Linked DNA regions of Homo sapiens: region 1 is linked to region 2. Evidence: chromatin contacts called from ENCODE Hi-C or POLR2A ChIA-PET data. All regions are on one chromosome and are shown on one strand. The core of a region is the stretch at or near the end of the contact, and the rest is flanking DNA. Distances in the headings are between cores, read along the strand shown. Region 1 overlaps LOC105376107 (a long non-coding RNA gene). Region 2 overlaps LOC105376107 (a long non-coding RNA gene).

Region 1 (3,414 bases), core at 889-3,388, 37 kb before region 2:
CACTCTCATGTATAGAGGCTGGCTGGCTATCATAGAATGGCCTCAGCAGAGATGTCTCTGTTCATTCCAAGGTATTTATAGACAATAAACAACTATTGTTGTTTTTCTGTTTTAGAGAGAGGAATATTATGTTACTAATACAATATGTGAGTTAAGACATGAAGATGTGCTCCTTTAGGAGTGTCTGATCTTCCTGAGGCTAGCCCAGGCAGAGCCAGGGTCCAAAAGGGAATAGAAGCAAACAGGCCTCTTGAGGCCTAGGCTCAGAATTCACACATCATTTCTCTATCCATATTCTATTGGCCAAAGCAAGTAACAAGGATAACCTAGATTCAAGAGGTAAAAAAACAGACTTCACCTCATTGGATGAGCCTCAGAGGGTGTTGATACAGGGAGAAGTGAACCATTGGGGATGTCTTCACAATCTAATTATAATAGTATTTGATCTCTTTCCTTTTCTAGATGAATCTTGAGGCACTCTGGACGCAGCTAAAGGAACATCCCAGTATCCAGGGGAGGACAGAGGTAGAGTGCCATGATGCCTATGTTAGTCATCAATACAGCTCAAAATCAAGTGACTCCTCCACGAATAATGTAAGCTCTATAAAGGCAGGTGGCTCTTCTCTTTCTCTCTTCCTCTCTCCTTTCCTCCCTACTGAATGCCTATATTTTCAGAACACTGGATCAGATGCTGAATAAATGAATGAGTGAAAGGAAGCATTATGTGAGAGTGTCTATTGAAGGAGAGTCTGATGAAGAAAGTGAACCAAACTCAGCAGAGACTGGGGAAAGCAATAATGAAGTGATGCAAAAGCAAATAAGGAAAGCCCACCCTGGAGAAGAAACTCCTGAGCTCAAGTGAAATGACAGTGGTGATGGTATTTTTGAGGTTCATGCTGCTGCTGACTTGGCCATGCTGGGAATATTTAAACAGGAGGAATGAATCCACTGCAACGAATAAGTTGAACAGGAAAAAAACAGATTATGTAGCTCATTGTTCTAGAAAGCAGCTAATTCCAGGTGACTGAGAAAGAAAGGATATGGTGACTCTCTCTGGGGTGGATCTGGGGTGGGTTTTACTTACTGACCTGGGGGGCCTGGGAGACCCCAAAAATGTAGAGATCTGTCATTAATGTCAAGGTCCCTGCCACTGGGAGCAGTTTAGAAACAGACTTGTGACACACAAACTGCAGCCCACTAGGAGGAAAGGAAAGGAAAGCTATCACATGACAAGAGATAGGCCTTGGGAATCTGAACCAGTAAAGAGAAACTGGTGGCAATCACCAAAGGAGGGCCAAGGAGAAGTGAATCTTTAGTGCCTCAGGGATTCCCCAGATCCTCAAGGCCATGCACCTATTTGACTCCCTTGTCCTTTAGCAAGCAGATATGTGTTTTATCTCGTCAGTAAAATCTGCATTGCCAGGATGACAGTACTGACTTTCTGCAGGGTGCATAACAACTTTCCAACATGTTGTCAGAATGTGTCAGGTCGAGTTACGGTGATTCTATTTCATGAGGACGTGACACATGGCGCCATTGCTGGCGATTCAGACATTTCCTGTCAATGCCTGCCACTCAGGAATGGATGTGTAATCAAACCCAAGTCACAGCTAAGCTTTTTGCATGACAGTCACTTCCAAGTTTTACTTTTAATACCTAAGGTTTTGTGTTACTGATATTAAATAAAAACTCTTTGCAATGAATTTTAAATGAGGTAAAAGCTCTCACCAGAGATTTGTTAAAAGCAGATGAACAGCTGTTCTCTTTTCCCCCTTTTTAGTAGAAGAGCTTTAAATTATATATTAACCAAAAAGGTAAACAGAATAAAATGGGCAATTAAATATTAATGGAAGATGTAGTGGAATTGTCCTGTGCTGCACTTAAAACAGCTTGAATGATTGAGCTGTGAATTGCTCTCCCCGAGGTATTGAAATATTCATCAGTGCTATTTAATAAATGTTCATATTCGTAGGCACTCATGTTTACACTACAGCACTTGCAAGAGAGTGCTTACTAAAGAAAACATGCTAATGGAAGGTGAACTTTCCTGTACAGTGAGTCATCTTAAATTATACAGAGTGTGCGCCGAGGAGACAGGGAAATCTCTCCTCTGACAAATGAGAAGCTTGCATAAGAGAGGGATGTCTTTTGTTAAAGAGAATGGCTGGGGATGGCACAGAGGCATTGTGGCTCCAAGACTATTTTGAGGTTTTTAAAATTTTATCTGGTTTGCATTTTTAAAATGTTTAACCTTTCCTGCCTGAAGTAGAGCTTCATTCCAATGCTATTACTGTAAACTGCCTACTTTATGGGAAGGAATGCAAGAGATAGCAAAAAGAAACTGCAGTGGAAAACCCTTAAACAACCGAGGTAAAGCATTCCAGGTGACAATGGAGACAGAATCAAAGACACACACAGCATTTCCAGGCAGAGGCAGACACTGCCTCTTATGGCTTCCTCTCCGTGACATTTATTTAGTCATTCTTTCCCAAGAACTGTAAATATGGTATCACCTCAAGTAGGGAGCTTGATTGTTCTCGTAAGTTAAACAGGATCAGAGCTGGTCAATACCTTGGAATTGGCCTATCTCTAGGGAAAATATTAAGATTTGCTACAGCAGCAGAGCTGTATTGCTGATGAGTGGTATAACCTAAAGGGAGCATGACAGTCCAACCTAGACACCTATTTACAGGCAGTTACATAGTCACCAAAATCCAGCAGTACCATTGGTTGGATTAGGGTCAATTGGGATGGCCCTGCATCATCCTAAGATTAACCATAAAAACTTGAGACATGTTTATTCAGTAAGAAAAGGGAATCTCAGTTCTCAGAGTAACAAAAACAGCCATATAGAGTACTGTGGATTGACTTTGGTCTCAATGTTTTATTCTTCTGACACATACCTGTGTCATTGATTCACAGTGGGTAGAAAATACCTCTCTCCCCTTGACGGGGGATTGGCCATGTGACTTGCTTTGGCCAATGGAGTGTTGGAGGCCATGCAATGAAAAAATGTTTAAAATTTTCATGCACAGTTGAGCTGGTTCTCCTGTGCCCAGGCCTTTTGCCATAAGAAGAAAATGTCTCCAGTAGCTGCTAGTCCAAGAAGGATGAGAGACACTATGGCACAAAGCCCAACTGAATCCTCCTATATCACGTGAGCTCTAATTATATACAGATGTGCAAACAAGATGCTAATTTTATATGCCAATGAGTTTGGGGATAGCACTATTATGGCACTATTAAGGTCAGCAAGGATCATTCCAAGGTATTTATAGACAATAAACAACTATTGTTTTTCTGTTTTAGAGAAAGGAATATTATGTTACTAATATAATATATGAGTTCAGACATGAAGATGTGCTCCTTCAGGAAAGGACACTGCCTTTTATCTAAGGAGCCTTTTAAACTAAG
Region 2 (3,458 bases), core at 678-3,177:
ATAATTATATTTTAAAAAAACAATGAAAATATAAAAAAAGCTTATTCAAAAAAGTCACTTTGTGACTCAGCTATAATTCTATTTTCAACTCAGATCATATTTCATATTTTTATAACACATATCTTATAATGAATTGATGAAATTCATAGGTATATAACTTGCCTATGTTCATAACATAAAGAAAAACATCAATGTTACATCCTAACTGAAATATGATGAAGAAATACACAAAAGTAAAATTTAATGAAATAACAAATATTCTAATATGTAAATAAACAGATTTGGATACTGATTACATTAACAGATAAAATAAAGTAGCAGATATTGCATCTAATTGAGAATCTTCATGAATGTAACAGCTATAAATATAGATTGACATATATTAATATATTAATTAAAATAGCACCGGGGGTGTTTTGGGGCATATGATTTTCCAAATAGTGTGCAAGTCTTAATAAACCTCCAAACAACAAATGACAATCTTTCATTGATTAGTCTGGTGGTTAATTCCTAGAAAATTCAGCATATAGTGAAACGCTGTTAGAATACTGTGTGTTTTTATGTAAAATTCTGACAGGTTCTGGGTTCAGATATTTATAAATGAGTTTTTTATCTACACTAAGGTACCTATGTACAGCATTTCAGCAGGACATTCAGGTGGGGTGCAGGACAACTCTTTGACCATGCATTGCACAAGGTCTAGTAGCCCTGGACTCCATCCATTAAGCATCACTTGTGCCCCAAACCATTGTGAACTCCAAAAAATGCCCCCATACATTTTCAAAAATCCTTGCAAAGACGTTTGCAATCTCCTCCACAGTGTCCCTCCTAATTAACCCATACCCCTTTCTCACTTGCTTCACCCCTAGCACAGTTATGGGCAAATGTCTTCATTGCTGTGTTCCAATCAAGCCCAGGAAGCAGCTTGTTTCTCTCTGTTCTGTGTATCTGTTCCCTGTCTATGTCTACAGTGTTATCAGGGAATCACCCTGACAGCATCAAATCCCTTAACCTAATTATTATAATGTCTTAATGAACAATCATTAAGAATGACTATTCCTGCACCCATTGAGAACCAATTTATTTAGTAACAATGAGAAACAAAATACTGATTTCACCAAACATTGTGAAAAAGAGGATGGGAGAAGGGGAATAATGTATGTTGGAGGCAAATGGAGTTTAAAAGAGTTAAACCTTTATCTTTCATATCTGTCATAATAAAAATAAAAACTCAATATGTAATATCTAAAACTGAAGAATCAAGAACCGCAAGTATAACTGTGTTATATAGAAAAATGGTGGCAAATACCAGAAGCATTGACAGAATGAAAAGTGGTGGTTCTTGAAAGCAGGACTGACAGTAGGGAAAAAGAGGTCAAAGGTCTGCTGGTTTTCATTGTAAACCTTGTAACATTATTACTCTTTCCAGAAATAGAACATCTATGGCTTACTTTGATGAAACTTTAATTGACAAAATCGTTAACTCCTTCACCTGCTCCAAGGCTAAACAGTCACAGTTACTGTTACCTTGCATGAAATGATTTTATTAAATAAAATCTTACTATAGGTTCAGTTACCTGGTTTCAACTTGTGCTAAAGCTAGTTCTAACAGGAATAAAATATTGAAACTGTCACTCATACTCTAATATTATCCTTGGTTAACCGTGTCTGTGATGCCAACTACACACCCAATCAAACATCTAAAGTTACGAACTGGCTGCAGAGTTGGTGCCCTGGTTACAAAACACTGACCAGCTGTAGGAAACACAGAGGGGAAAAAGTTATGCCTTGGCTACTGAGCACAATCCATGCTCAGTGCTAACGATCCTATGTCAGTCCATAAATTATAATGGCTAACACTGGAACATTAACACCACCCAAAAACACACTCGTAAGCAAGCCCGAGCGGCAAAATGAGGTCATGGAGAGGCTTAAATCTATTTTAGGATATATCTTGAACACCAGTATAGTTCCTTTGACACCACCTGTTCTCATTTGGAGGACTGTATATTGAAGTCCCACAACAGCAACTGGGCTCAAACCCAGTGCTGACTCTACAGTCCAGTTCAGGATAAATGCTGTCTTGTCATTAGGTGCTGACCTTTAGATGAGACATTTAAGTCCCTCTGACAACATTCCCCACCTTCTGCTTAATTGGCACAGTATAAAAGATGTGGCTGAGAGAGCATTCGACAGTGGTCATAGTTGCCTGCATAATATCATAGTAAAAGAAGCATGTGAAAAAATAGGTGGATAATATAATCCAATACAATAAATCACTTTTGCTGAGGATCACAGTGGCATCAAGATGACAACTTGCACTCACACTAGGAATTTACTTATTCTCCATAAAACTATTCTTGCCCCATTTCATAATGAAATCTCAGTGTTTGGGATGAGTACCTACCTTCATATATAACATGTGCCAGTACCCTCCAAAAAAGATGAGCTTATGTCCAGATTTCTTTCAAAGTCACAATTCCTAAGTGTGGTAAAGTTGGTATAACTTGGTTTTTAAAGCCATCAAAGAAAACTTTAATAGTTAACTTAAAATCATTTCAAATAATAGGTGATATGGTTTGGATGTATGTCCTCACTGAATCTCATGTTGAATTGTAATCCCCAGTGTTGGAGGTGGGGCCTGGTGGGAGGTGATTGGATCATGGGGATGATTATTCATGAATGGTTTAGCACCATCCCCTCAGTGTTGTTCTCATGACAGTGAGTGAGTGAGATATCCAGAGATCTGGTTGTTTAAAAGAGTATGACACCTCGCCACTCTCTCTCTTTCTCCTGCTCCAGTCATTCCAGTCATGTGAAGTGCTGGCTTTCCTTTTGCCTTCTGCCCTGATTGTAAGTTTCCTGAGGGCTCCTCAAAAGCTGAGCAGATGTCAGCATCATGCTTCCTGTACAGCCTGAGGAACTGTCAGCCAATAAAACTTCTTTTATTTATAAATTACCCAGTCTCAAGTATTTCTTTATAGCAGTGCCTGAACAGACGAATACAATATGTAAATCAAAATATAAATTACTGATACCCTTTGGAGTACAAAGGAATTGGTTAGCAAAAGTTAGAAATTAAAGGCTTAAGGTTTTTGCCACAAAAATTTTCAGTTGTTTTTTGCTGAATTTCACAAATGCTTCTGCACTTGAGAAAGTGAATGCATGTTGTTTTGTAGCATTGTAAAGTATTTATAATGTCTTCATCATGTGCTCAAAACTAAACCACTGGCTTCCAAACCTTTCAAGTCATTCCATTTTCTCCCAGCACCTAATACTGCTTTCCCCTCCCCTATAGTTCACAATAAATGTTGATTACATGAAATTCTGTGCACAAAGAACAAATACATGACTATGAATCTAAAGTTCTCTTTACCACTGATAACACAATTTATATGATTATTGAGAAATGACAGGTTGTGTTTTCCGTTTCTGTTTTGTTTTGTTTTGTTTTGTTT

What was found. A loop is a pair of places that touch in the nucleus more often than their neighbours do. ChIA-PET counts read pairs that join two places held with the same protein, here RNA polymerase II (POLR2A). Pooled maps may share reads with other maps.
Region 1: a map of gastrocnemius medialis shows a loop between it and region 2 (16-fold over the local background). The contact joins two enhancer-like sites. A Hi-C loop is called at or near these places in 3 of 168 maps with a recorded cell type or tissue (GM12878, gastrocnemius medialis and psoas muscle) and 2 of 50 pooled maps. POLR2A ChIA-PET finds 5 or more read pairs at or near these places in 2 of 52 experiments (HCT116 and OCI-LY7).

What each region holds. Positions count from the first base shown.
Region 1 is chr9:82,331,000-82,334,413 of GRCh38, reverse strand. The region is part of intron 4 of LOC105376107 (a long non-coding RNA gene); the gene reads right to left. Among named protein-coding and RNA genes, the nearest start is that of SPATA31D1, 340 kb to the right of the region's middle. RefSeq lists an enhancer at 1,293-2,436. Within about 2 kb of position 2,138, at least 5 of the 41 ENCODE cell types and tissues checked have a DNase peak (open chromatin) inside an H3K27ac peak, as active enhancers do; they include gastrocnemius medialis and psoas muscle, where a contact is called at or near this core.
Region 2 is chr9:82,293,805-82,297,262 of GRCh38, reverse strand. The region is part of intron 4 of LOC105376107 (a long non-coding RNA gene); the gene reads right to left. Among named protein-coding and RNA genes, the nearest start is that of SPATA31D1, 310 kb to the right of the region's middle. Within about 2 kb of position 1,927, at least 2 of the 41 ENCODE cell types and tissues checked have a DNase peak (open chromatin) inside an H3K27ac peak, as active enhancers do; they include gastrocnemius medialis and psoas muscle, where a contact is called at or near this core.